3 separate regions of the Mus musculus genome follow, and regions 2 and 3 are each linked to region 1. A link is a contact called in ENCODE Hi-C or POLR2A ChIA-PET data. All regions are on one chromosome and are shown on one strand. The core of a region is the stretch at or near the end of the contact, and the rest is flanking DNA. Distances in the headings are between cores, read along the strand shown.

Region 1 (4,326 bases), core at 686-3,185:
CAGGTTTCCAAAGCCTTCAGATAAGAACCCCTGGGGTGCTCGATGAATATGTAGATAGCCACGCCCTCTCTCCAAATTCCACTTCTGAAGTCCGGAGGGAATTTTGGGGCTTAACAAACAGTTCAGGAGACAGCGTCCTTGGGCAAGTCCACACAAGTGCTCTGCACTGTTGTGGGCGTGGGGCTGGGGCTGGGGCTGGGGCTCAATTCCTATTGTTTTTACTTAGCACGCAGGAGACCGCTGGTTCAAGCCTCAATATCACAGAAATCAGGGCACACGTAATGAGTAAGTAGGAGGTAGATAGAGGATCGCAAGAGGAGCGATCCGATTCTGAGGTCATCCTCAGCTACAAAATGAGTTCGAGGCTAGCCTGGGCTACACAAGACCCTGTTTAGGGTGGGGTGGGGAGCTTAAGACTAGACTACGGTATTGAATGGGAGGGCAGAATAAGCCAACTGGTAGTTCATCAGGATAGTCAGGGTGCCTGCAACCTCAGGCTCCTTTCAGCTGTTTAGAGCAGTTCCTACAGGATCACGCAGGTCTGCGGGCCCTGTGTGTCTCCCTCTGCTTCCAGCACCTGCTCATCCCGCAACTTGTGAGAGCGCCCAAGTGGGTAAAGTACCCAGCACATAGTAGGTGTTCAGTAAATGTTAGGCAGCTGCTAATGTGCTAGTTGGAGGCTTGAAGGGGGCAGGGTGGGGGTGGGGAGTAACTAAGAGAAAACTAGTCATGGAGGAGGAAAACATGGGGGCGGACTTTGGGACAGGAATTTACATTTCTTTAAAGGTAATTTCTATCCCGCCTTCCCTTTTGAAAACACAAAGGCTAGGATCTTTCCATCCTGCAAATTCTCTTCTCAATGGCTCCCTTCCTAAGAACTCAATCATTTATGCAGCGTGAAAGAATGACCACCCCTTGCCCTACCACCCCTTACCCTAAGCCTTACGCGTATGGCATATTTGTTACATTGAATTTCCTCATAAACAAGAAATATGACTGAGGACAGTTACTTTGAGAAAAACCAAAGACATTTAATTCTGTCTTGGGCAGACAAAGTCAGCAGGTCTGGAGAGTGACTGAGATGTCCCAGGGCTCTGCCCCGCAGGCAGGAGATGCAGCCAGCAAACCTCCAGCTTTTCTTTTCCACCTTCAAAAACTCCCATAGCAAGCAGGTAAGGACCTGTCACCCTCAAACCACCAAGAATCAAGATTCCCTATAGCTGGGCCTTCAGCTTCCAGTAATTATTCCCCTTGCTCCCCAGGAGGGCACTTTGGTATTTGAAGCTGGCATTTGTCACCAAGAACAAGGTCCCTAGAGCTCATCTTTTGTTTTGTTTTGTTTTGTTTTGTTTTTCGAGACAGGGTTTCTCTGTGTAGCCCTGGCTGTCCTGGAATTCACTCTGTAGACCAGGCTGACCTCGAACTCAGAAATTCACCTGTTGGGCTGGTGAGATGGCTCAGTGGGTAAGAGCACCCGACTGCTCTTCCGAAGGTCTGGAGTTCAAATCCCAGCAACCACATGGTGGCTCACAACCATCCGTAACGAGATCTGGCGCCCTCTTCTGGAGTGTCTGAAGACAGCTACAGTGTACTTACATATAATAAATAAATAAATCTTAAAAAAAAAGAAATTCACCTGTCTCTGCCTCCCGAGTGCTGGGATTAAAGGTGTGCGCCACCATACCCGGCTAATCTTTGTTCTTTCAAATTCTCAATAACCCCTAGTTACCTAGGGGCCTTGCCAATGAAGGATGTAGCTCAGGCTAGCCTGGTGCTACCCAGAAGAGAGGACTGGCCCCTAGCCCAGCACTCCCTACCTGTTTTTGGATGAACTGGAGAGGACCGCGAGGGGTCCAGAAGAGGCAGAGTAAGGAAGCCATTATTGTGGTTCTGGGGTTGAAGCCAGCCAGGGCTCCAACACACCTCTAGCTCATCAAGCTTCACTCGGAGCAAGCCTTAGCCCGCTGTCTCAGCAGGGAGACTTCCCGAGGTAGAGGGGCAAGGTGCGGGGCGGTTTAGACTCAGAGTCTGTATGCACCCCTAACTCCCCCCCCCCCCCCCCGCCACAATTTCTCTGTAGTCTTTCTCAGCACATCACACCTCCCCTCAGCAGGGGCTCCCCTGCCCTGCCCCTCCAGGGTGGTTATAAGTTCTTAACCTATAGGTTATAGGCCTCTCCGGAGGGAGGGAGGGAAAGGGGCGGGGCGGCGGCGGCTCAGATATAAGGGACCCTGGTGTTGTTTGCGGGTCCAAACAGCCCACCATGAGTGCCCACAGCCTCCGCATCCTTCTTCTTCAAGCCTGTTGGGCTCTACTCCACCCGCGCGCCCCGACCGCGGCCGCTTTGCCTCTGTGGACACGGGGGCAGCCCTCGTCACCGTCCCCTCTGGCGTACATGTTGAGCCTCTACCGAGACCCGCTGCCTCGGGCGGACATCATCCGCAGCCTCCAGGCGCAAGGTAGGCTGCAAGCCTGGCCTCGCCAGCACTTAAGGGCTCACGGCCGGGAGGCGCGCGATGGTTGCAGCGGGGACTGAGCATCAAGAATCGTCCAGAGACTGGGATTAATTGTTTCTCCGTGGGCAGGCTCAGCACAGCGCTAGTGGCGCGATCGGAATGGAACCAGGGGCCACCGCCTTTCCGGTCGGTCCTACCTCTAATGGTAGAGGGTAAAAAGGGTAGGGCGTGGGCCGGATTGCGCCACTGAGCACCTGCGAGTCTCAGTTTGCCCATCTGTAGTTTAGAAATCGTAAGACCTTTTTGATAGACTTATAGAAGGGACTAGGTGACAACGCCCCATCTCCCCCAGAAACGCTCTGCCCAGAACCGGGCGTAAAATAAAACAAGTCGTTACTGGTTTTATCCCGGTTGCAGCAAGTGACACCAGGAACTAGGGCTCAAAGATCCGAAATTAGAGATCGGGTGTAGAAAGTCCAGAACTCAGGCAACTCTCGTGGTTGGGCGGTGTCAGGTGTCCTTGGTGACCAACAGGCTCGGAACCTACTTGGATCGAGGTGTTCGTGTGTGTGTGTGTGTGTGTGTGTGTGTGTGTGTGTGTGTGTGTGTGTGTGTGTGTGTGTGTGTTTGACCCAGCGACCTGAGTGATGCTCACCAGAGTAGGCCGACAGGTGGGTGCCCAGGAGAGGGAGTTCGGACTCAGGACTACCTTCCTGGGCGCAATCAACATCTCGCCTCTTGGGCAGCTTGGCCAGCCCGCTCCTCTGTCCTCTGGGGCCAGACGGCCCTCCGCGGGACCCGGACGCAATCCACATCTTCTAATCCGGTCTGACCCGCCGCCCGCCGGCCCTCACGACCTGGAGGCGGAGTCCCTAGTCCCCTGCCTGCAGCGTCTGGGCTGTGACTGCCGGTGACCCTCTCTTGAAGGGTCATCTGGGGACCGCGGAACAGGACAGCCTGGAGGGCAAGGCAATGGGAAATCAGTGGGATGCTAGGCCCCTCCGCCTAGGGTCGGACAGAGGTAAAGCCGGGAAAACATACCTTTCCAGTTCACTTCCCTTCTAGAAAGTTCTGGAAGGTTTGTATGGTGATGGGACAATCTGGGATGCAGAGAAACTCTTGAGGTCCATCAGATTCGGTTTTGCAGTCACCTGAGCCCACGGCAACATCACTTTGATTTTTGTTTGCTTTTGTAAATCAGGGAACTACTGTCTCCTGGCTTGTTTAAATAAACCCAACCAACTTTAGCGTTTTAACTATTCCACCAATGGTGTCGGAGGCCTTCATTTCAGCAAAAATGCTCTACCTGGATGTGGTCTAGAGGAGAGGGGCATCCCAGGCCACTCCCTCAGTACTTCATCTACTCCTGCATAGCAGAAGTGGGGTCTGTCAGCTGTCTGTGCCCACTTGTTCAGCATACTCTGGTGCAAATGGCAGTACCAGGGTGTGGGGGGCAGGGAGGCAGTTCGTGTAAAGCTCTGGCAATATGGGAAGCCTAAAATGGCAAGACCCTCCTGGGCTGAGGGGAGGGGCAGCCGAATGGCCTGAGATGCAGCTCTTTAGAATTAGAGGTGGCTACATGTGCTAATGATTCTTGTCAAATCCACACGGTGGGGGCGGAGGGGGGGTGTCAGGGTGTTCCTGAACCCCTTCCGCATGCCCATCCTGTTCACATTTATAGTATGGGTTGTTCAATGAGCTAGAGCTATATTGGGAGGACCCTCTATCCCAGGAAACCCTGGGAGTGGCCAGTGAGGAAATAGTTTCTTCCTGCCCAGCCTTCTCACTGGCCATCACAGTCACTGGTGAGGGTGCTCACTGGGGTCACTGCTCTCAGCCCAGGGTCTTGTTGTGCCTGGCCACCACAGTT
Region 2 (4,326 bases), core at 478-2,977, 34 kb before region 1:
TGCCTGGGATACACTACCACCGGCTCCAAAGTATGGGGAACAACAGGGACGGAGCAAAGTCTCAGATACTACAGAGCGGCAGAGTAGGGTCAGAGTTGCCCAGAGCCCCACCCTGTCCACTCCATCACCAGAGAAGGGAGCAAAGTTGGGCCACCTCAGGCCGGTCTGCCCCCACAGGAAACCGCGTCTGGTCAATGCCTCCCACCCTTCCCTCCAGCCCCCACGAAGGAGACTCTTCAAAAAGGAAGTCAGGGCTTCCTCCTGGAAGGCTGGCTCAAACCTCAGCAGCCCCAAACCTGCGCTCCATCTGACTGGAGGAAACAAATGGGTCTTTGGACACCACCACCACCCCCAAAGCAAACAAAATATGGGGGTGGGGTGGACACACAGAAGCAGGAAGTCCTTGCCAGCCATCCTACGCTTGTTGCCCCCATCCCATCCCCCCACCCCCGCCCCCGCCCCAGCACCACCGCCGCACAAGGCGAGGTGCAAAGCGGTCCTGATTAGTAATGCTAATGAGGAGGGTGGGGTTGCCTGCACCAGGACATTTAAACACATCTATCAGCAAAGTCACAGGACACCCAGCGAGAGTACCCTCGCTGCGCCGGTGTTTTGCAATTCCCTTGAGGAACCTCCTGGCATTTTCTTCTAGGGCTACCAGCCCAGGGCTGGTATCAAACTCCCTATCAGAGAACTGGCCAAGTGTTTCTCTCTTGTCTTCCCTTGCAGGACAGAGCCACAACAGGACAGAGCCCTTCCAAGTCCTCCCACCTCCCACACTGTCTGTGCATGGCCCGGAGCCCACAGCCACAGGTGCTCTGTCACTGGCTGTGGGCAGACAAGGACCGGCCCATACTCTCTGGCTGGAAGACCAGAGATGCCTCAAGCTCACCCCGGGCCAGGCTTTTGTGGAGTCTGATTTACAAAACAAGGGCAGCTTGGCCACTACAAGGAACTGGGACAGTCAGTGTCCCAAACACTACCTTTCTATTAAGTCCATGTCTTTTGGGGGGAGGGGGGTGTCATGCTCAGGCACATGAATGTACTCACGCTCCACGCACACCCTCGCTCACACCAAGGAAACCCCACCTCAAAAGAGACCAAACCGAGCGGCGAATCAAAGCCAGTGCCTGCCAGGCCCCTCAGTTTGCTCCCTTGCCCCTGGGCCTCAAGGGTCCTGCAGATAAGTCTGGGGACCCCATGCCGGGGTCACAACGCGGCTATCTTTCCTAACTTCTTCGGAAGCCCAGCCCAGCTGGCCCGGAGGGCTCCCAGGCCAAGAAGTGCGGGTGTCGCCACTCCATGTTGTCCCTCACTCCGAGGGAAGCCAGAGTACAGGAGATGAGTCCGGGATCGACCTGCGCACAACCCGGGAGCAGCTCCAGCTTTGAGAAAGCATGGTGGCGCCGACCTGGGGCAGGCCTGGGTGGCTCGGACGCCTCCGCCCCAAACCGAGGGACCCCGATCCTCCCTCGGCGCGGCCCACGCGTGCTTACCTGGCAGCCGCAGCTCCGGGAGAGCGTCGCGCTATGCGGCCGGGGACTGCCGGCGCCGAGGCGGGCTTCGGGCACTACCCGCGCGGGCTCCAGATGACTCCGCCCACCCTCCCAGCCCATCCGGGGGCGGAGGCAGCTCCTGCTGTGTCCAGGCGGCGCAGACCCGGCCAGCCCGGGGCCACCGAGGCCAGGATCACCCCCAGAACCCCGCCTCGAGTCCGGATCCCCCCTCCCACGCCTGGGAGGGCGCGGTCACAGCTTCGGCCTCCGCCCACAAGGAGGGGGTGCGGACTTAAAGATACACTCACCCCACCACGGTCGGATAGGCACAACTCCCCTCCCCCCTCTTTCAATCCAGCCGGTTCCGGGCCAGCATCCTCCGTCTGCTCGCCCTACGCCTGGAGGAAAACCCTAGGGTAGAGGGAACCTGCGGGAGAAGCAAGTTCCTCTTTCCTTGTCTGGTCGGTTCCTTCTGGAAGATACCCAAGGCCGGCTTCCAATCTCCATGGCTGGAGAAAAATGCTTAGGCTGGTGGCGCCACACCCCCTCCCCTACTCCAGGGCCCCTGTTATGTCTGTAGCCCCGGGCTTCCCCTTTCTGCTTCTCCTGGACCCCAGAATCAGCATTTCTCCTGTGCCACTTGAGCTCCGTAGGGAAGGTCTGACGCCTCTCCGAATAGACGTCGAAGGATGAAGCCCTAAAAGAGCAGGTGGTCACCTTGACCGCTGGCTTAGGAAAATTGCAGCTCCCAGTCTTTGGAAGAAGAGCAGCCCCACTACCCCTACCCAACGCATCCAAGTGGTGGTGGGCTCTGGGGCTCTGGTACCTGACCCTTGACCTTGGATCACCCATGGGCACTTACTCACCCCTGCTTAGGTCTCAGGAAAGCCTCTTTGATGTATGGAATGAGGTCTCTCTCTGTCTCTCTCTCTGTCTCTGTCTCTCTCTGTCTCTCTCTCCCTACACTGAGGAATATTTCCTTCCTGCCTCTACCTGCCTTGGCCCCAGTCAGAGCTAGAGGGTCCTTGGCACGCTCTGCAGGGAGTTGTGACCAGGATGAAGACTTTGCAGGCCTGGCCTTTAGCCAAAATCAAGCTAGGGAACTTGAACTATGCAGAAGGAGGGCCTTGCAACCCTAAAAGGACTCATTAAGGGTGGTCTGGCCAGATACCCAGCATGTCTGCAGCGGTATCTCATCTGTGTAATCTTAGCAGGTACCTATGTACCTATCATTGTTCACACACACACATACACACACGGTCTCATATATCCCAAGTTGATTTTGTTCAATATTTAGTTAAAAATAACCTAGAAATTCTAAATCCTTCCTCCTGAATGCTGGGATTATAGGCACGGTCCCTCATTCTGGCTTATGCAGTGCTGGGTGTTGAAATCAAGTATTCTTGTGTATGCTGGGCATGCAAACACTCTAGCATATCCCTAGCCCTCGCTATTCCTATTTTAATACATGGGGAAACTGAGGCCCCAGGACTACCTGCCCTCTATGTCAGACTCCCTTCTGCCCATCCTAGGTGTGTGAGGAAGAAAGAGAAAGCCCAGAGGGTTGCTTAAGGACCATGGCCATCTTGGCTCCAGCCACACTTCACTCAGATTGGCCTACAGTTCCTTAACTGGGCTGTGTGACCCCCACCTTCTGCATCTTTGAGAGAGATGTTTGAGGAGCTACTGAGCTGGGGACCAGAGGCCTAAGTAAAGTGTGTAGCATATTGTCAGGCTCCATCCTTGGGCACAGTGTTCTTCCTGGTTCCTTTGTCACAGCTCCATGTCCCCATCCACTCAAGCCCCAAATGGGTCCCCTGCGGGCCTGAGGACAGGTTTCAGGACAGTTTGCTCACAGTGCCATAGCCAGGCATGTGCAAACACATGGTATAGAATGCACACACAGAGAGACTAGAACATACACATACATGCACAGTGCCCTGCACTGTCCCGAAGAAACTGGATCCCTGGCTGTGTGCCTCTAAGGACGGCACTTGGAGAGTCAGAGCATGTGTGATCTGTCTTTGGTCCCCAGCATATGCCTGACACATCATCTTCAGTGAGTGAAGATGTGTTATTCACACGTGTCTCTGCTCTTGTTGAATCCAGCAGAGAAGCCCTCTGTGGTGGCCCGAAAGAACAGCTGTAATCACAGCCCTTCAAACTCTAACCAACAGCCTCACAGCTTGGTGGAAAGGCCTCAGGAACTAGGAGGCAGAGACTTGGAGACGTCTCAGGTACAGGACACAGGTACCTTACCAGTTCCCACGTATGCCCCTGCTCTGCAGCCCTGGTCGTGGGCTGGGACAGGGAAGTCCCATGAGCCACAAGGACTAAACTCAGGCCTTGAGGGTCAGAGTCACCCCCACTTGCTTCTAAGATGGGGAGAGAGGTCACAGAGCAGCCAAGGGCACGATGAGCAGAAACCCTGTACTCTCTTCAGGCCCAGTAGAAATCAAGGATCAAGAAGCGGCTCTTCTAGCTAAGCCAGCCTGGAGCCTCTCAAATGCTGTAGACGTTTCTACAGTGCCAGCTGGAAGCTCACAGCAAAGCCGGGTCTCCTGAGAAAGGACCCATGGGTCACGGAACAGAACCTGAGAAAACAGAGTATTCAGGATCCAATTCTACACCTTCAGTACCCTACACAGGCTTAAAGAGTGGGGAACCCTGTACAGATGTGTTTGTGTGGAACACATCTGCACAATCAAGACTTGTGCTGCTCCTCTGCACAAATATGAGGAAGGGATTGTGTGTCTGTACAGGGTTTCAGCGCAAGTGTGGGTATGTATGTGTGTGTGTGTGTGTGTGTGTGTGTGTGTGTATGTCTGTG
Region 3 (4,326 bases), core at 1,296-3,795, 35 kb after region 1:
GTACTTACATATAATAAAAATAAAATAAATCTTAAAAAAAAAAATTGCTTCTTCCCCAAGTAGGGCAGGGCTAAATGCACCTGTTACTGTCATGTGTGCTCTGAGCTGCTAGAAGCATGGGCATTTTACTCATCAATATCACAAAGACCTCTGGAGTTAATTACAGATCACCTTAGAAATGTGTGTGTGTGTGTGTGTGTGTGTGTGTATGTATGTATATATATAGAGAGAGAGACAGACAGATGGACAGACATGCTCTTACTATGTCGCCTTGGCTGTCCTGGGCCCCTGGAGCTCACTTTGTACAATGGGCCAGCCTTCAACTCCCAGAGATCATCCTGCCTCTGCCTGACCAGTGCTGGCCACTAATCTGTTTCCTAAAAGTTATCTGTTCAAGTGGAGACAATTCCATCCAGGGCTGACTAAGAGCTTTCCCGACTTTTGTTACACCAGATAACACACACCAATAAATCCCAGCACTGGCAAGGCTAATAGTCCAAGATCATGGGTTTGGGTCCAAGGTAGTGTGGACCATATGGAGAAAAAAAAACTGTTTCAAGAAAAGCAAGAGGAAAGGAAGAGAGAAGGAAAAGACCATATAAGGAAGCTGTCTTCAGCCAGGCAGTGGTGGCTCACGCCTTTAATCCCAGCACTCGGGAGGCAGAGGCAGGCAGATTTCTGAGTTCAAGGCCAGCCTGGTCTAGAGAGTGAGTTTCAGGACAGCCAGGGATACACAGAGAAACCATCTTGAAAAACAAAAATAAACAAAGCTGTCTTCAGCAACTTAAACCACTACCCTCTCACCAGATCTCCACTGTCTTTCCTTAAACCTGGCTCTCTCTAAGGAGTGCAGCTTCCCTCCTGCCTGGGTCATTTGGAAGGTCTTTCCGGACATTTATGCCTTTCTGCCATCCCTTTTCTGGACCGGCCTGGCTGGATCCTCTGCCAACTTTTCTCCTAGATGTTTGCTTTGATTTTTTTTTTTTTTTTTTTTTTTTGCCCCCTTCCTTGTTTGGTTGGTTTTTTTGTTTGTTTTTTTGAGACAGGGTGTGACACTGTAGCACAGGCTGTCTTGGAACTCTTTTTTTTTTTTTTTTTTTTTTTTTGAGACAGGGTTTCTCAGTATAGCCCTGGCTGTCCTGAAACTCCTCTGTAGACCAGGCTGAACTCCAAATCCGCCTGCCTCTGCCTCCCAAGTGCTGGGATTAAAGGTGTGTGCCACCACTGCCTGGCCTTGGAACTCATTATATTGCCAGGGCTAGCCTTAAACTGCCATTCTCCTACCCCGTCTTTCTGGAGTAGTAGGGTCACAGCCCTAACTACCACACACAGCCTTCTGGACTGCTGTCTCTTGGTGTTGGCAAGGTCCCCTTACTCTGTGCCTTCCAATTGCACAAGATTCCAGGATGGCCAGGCCCACTTTTAAGTGATTGGTTAGGAGTCCTGTCTCATGATCAGCGATCTATAGACTGTAAGGGCTGCTAACCAAATCTTCACCCTCTAGCTGAAGCCCAGCCCCCGGGGTCACCAAAAGAAGGCAAAGTTCTGAGATTAGGGACAGAAAGCCAGTTCCCTTCATGAAGGCACCGGAAGAACCCCTTCCAGGCTCCTCCCTCTTAGAGAACAGCCCAGAAAAGAGACAAACAACCTTTGCGCTTCCTCCTCTCGTGACCAATTCAACATACTTTATTTACCTCTTCTCCAGTGATAGTAAACGGATCCCGGCCATCTTTTGAAAAGCAACTTCAGGAACCTCCCTTTGCATCGCTTTTTTCTACAAGCCCTTTCCCTAGGATCAAGCAACCTAACCCGACTAGTGTGTGCTGTTTGACAAAGCACCTTTAAAACCGCTCTTCGAAAGCCCTGATCTGAAACCTGACAGCGCCTCTACCAAAGCCAACAACTTCTTGGATACCAAAGGAGCTATTTTACACGTCCCACTTGTGGGAGCTGGGGCTCCCCCAACCTTTGATGACTCCTCTAACAAAGTAAACAATGCTGTCAAAGGAGGCTAACACTGGGCGAGGCATGCAGAGTGCATGCCAGCCTCGTCTCGGAACTCTCGGCGCAGCCAGACCAGTCATCTTAGGCTTCCGCGCCAGGTCCGTCTCCCCGACTTCCCTCTCCCCAAAGCCCGTAGGACAGCTCCAGAGGCAAGCCCCGCTGCGCAGAATGCACGGTCTGCAGCACACCGTACGGGCAGCGGGGAGGAAGCTGTTGGTCGAGCATGCAGTGCCACGCGCCAGCCGTGATGGCGGGCAGGCCGGGCGCGGCTCACCTCCCGGCGTTGTGGAGAACAGCGTCCCCCCGGGCGTGGTGCAGTAGTCCTGAGGTAGCTGCGCGGCGTCGCTGATAGCCACGGTGCGCGTGGGGATGGCGCGGCTCTGGCTGGGCTGGTGGCTACCACCGGCCGACGCGGACATGGCTCCGACGCGGGCTCGAGGCTTTGTGCAGCAGCGGCGGCGGCGGCGGCGGCGGCGGCGGCGGGGCCGGGCGGCTCTGGCTCCTCACGCTCGGCTCTCAACTCGCCTGCTCTCGCCCGGTCGTCCCGCTGCGATACCGCTCCCGCTGCCGCCGCCGCCGCCGCCGCCCGGTCCTCCGGCCTCCGCCTGCAGCCTCAGCAGCAGCAGGAGCAGCAGCGGCAGCAGCGGCAACGATGACTACCGGAAGCGGTCGAAGGCGGGAGCAAGGGGTAGTAGAGGGAGGGACAATATGGAAGCCGGACGTGACGTTGGAGGGCGTGTCTGAGGCGAGTGGGCGGGTAGCTGGGGGCGTGACTGAGGCAGCCGAAGGCTAGAGGCAGAGGGTGAACCCGGAAATCCGGGAAAAAGGAAGTGTTGAAGGGTGGAGCCTTAGGGTGGGCGGGACTTTGAGGGGCGGGGCTGAGTTCAGAGGAACATAATAGACTCCCAGTGAAGCTGAGTGTAGGTGATTAAGGCACGCGGGAGGGGGGGGAAGCGGGGTGTGTGTGTGTGTGTGTGTGTGTGTGTGTGTGTGTGTGTGTGTGTGTGTGTGTGTGTGTGTGTGTGTGTGTGTGTGTGTGTGTGTGTGTGTGTGTGTGTGTGTGTGTGTGTGTGTGTGTGTGTGTGTGTGTGTGTGTGTGTGTAATTGTTTGTGGTGTGTAAGTGTGGACTAACAGTACTTTCTTAGGGCTTACTTCATATTCCCATCTATATCTAACCATTAAAAGTATAACTCGGGCTGGAGGGATGGCTCAGTGGTTAAGAGCACTGTCTTCTAGAGATCCTGAGTTCAAATCAGCAACCACATGGTGGCTCACAACTATCTGTAATGGGATCCGATGCCCTCTTCTGATGTGTCTGAAGACAGCTACAGCGTACTCATATACATAAAATAAATAAATAAATCTTTTTAAAAAATTATAACTCTGGGAGCCCACAAGATGGCTCAGCAGGTAAAGAAAGGCATTTGTCACCAAGCCTGCAGACCTGAGTTCCACCACCCAGAAGCCACAAGGTGAAAGGGGAGACCGACTCTCCCAAGTTATCCTCTGACTTCTCCACTAGTCCATGAGCACCCATCTGCCTGCCCATAAATAAATAAATGTAATCAAAGTTTTTGTTTGTTTGTTTGTTTGTTTGTTTCGTTGGTTGGTTTTTCGAGACAGGGTTTCTCTGTATATCCTGGCTGTCCTGGAGCTCACTTTGTAGACCAGGCTAGCCTCGAACTCAGAAATCCACCTGCTTCTGCCTCCTGAGTGCTGGGATTAAAGTCGTGCACCACCACACCCAGCTAATCAAAGTTATTTTAAGAAGTATAATTTTAATTGCTCATTATTAAAGGAAAGCAATGCGTACACGATGAACTAAGGGTTTAACCATCAATGACTCTGAGGAAGGGCTCAGTAGTTAAGAGCGCTTGTTGCTGTTGCAGAGCACCGAGAGGACCAGAGTTTAGTACCTAGCACACTTGTAGTGGCTCAGAAGCACCCATAACTCCAGTTCAGGGAATCTGACCTACCTTATCTTCTGATCTCTGCAACACCAGGCAGAGATGTAACATGATGTAACATGATGCATTTACATATATGTAGACAAAGCACTACAAGAAATAGCAGGATAAGCCGGGCATGGTGGCGCACGCCTTTAGTCCCAGCACTCGGGAGGCTGAGGCAGGTGGATTTCTGAGTTCGAGGCCAGCCTGGTCTACAGAGTGAGTTCCAGGACAGCCAGGGCTACACAGAGAAACCCTGTCTCAAAAAAAAAAAAAAAAATAGCAGGATGGTTAGGAGTGTAAGGTTCACCTAAGCTTCACAACTAGTTTGAGGCCAGCCAGGGATACAAGAGACTGTCTGAAAAACTAATG

What was found. Hi-C counts contacts between places; a loop is a spot of excess contacts on that map. ChIA-PET counts read pairs that join two places held with the same protein, here RNA polymerase II (POLR2A).
Region 2: POLR2A ChIA-PET joins it to region 1 with 22 read pairs in embryonic stem cell. The contact joins the promoter of Pald1 here to the promoter of Nodal in region 1. POLR2A ChIA-PET finds 5 or more read pairs at or near these places in 4 of 5 experiments (Patski and embryonic stem cell).
Region 3: a map of heart shows a loop between it and region 1 (2.3-fold over the local background). The contact joins the promoter of Eif4ebp2 here to the promoter of Nodal in region 1. A Hi-C loop is called at or near these places in 3 of 37 maps with a recorded cell type or tissue (all heart). POLR2A ChIA-PET finds 5 or more read pairs at or near these places in 5 of 5 experiments (Patski and embryonic stem cell).

The regions. Positions count from the first base shown.
Region 1 is chr10:61,416,037-61,420,362 of GRCm38, forward strand. It overlaps Nodal (nodal), which reads left to right and starts at 1,936. Exons shown (of 3, transcript NM_013611.5): 1 at 1,936-2,459. The coding sequence starts at 2,264.
Region 2 is chr10:61,381,796-61,386,121 of GRCm38, forward strand. Pald1 (phosphatase domain containing, paladin 1) reads right to left here and starts at 1,728. Exons shown (of 20, transcript NM_013753.2): 1 at 1,497-1,728.
Region 3 is chr10:61,450,124-61,454,449 of GRCm38, forward strand. It overlaps Eif4ebp2 (eukaryotic translation initiation factor 4E binding protein 2), which reads right to left and starts at 2,546. Exons shown (of 3, transcript NM_010124.2): 1 at 2,279-2,546. The coding sequence starts at 2,423.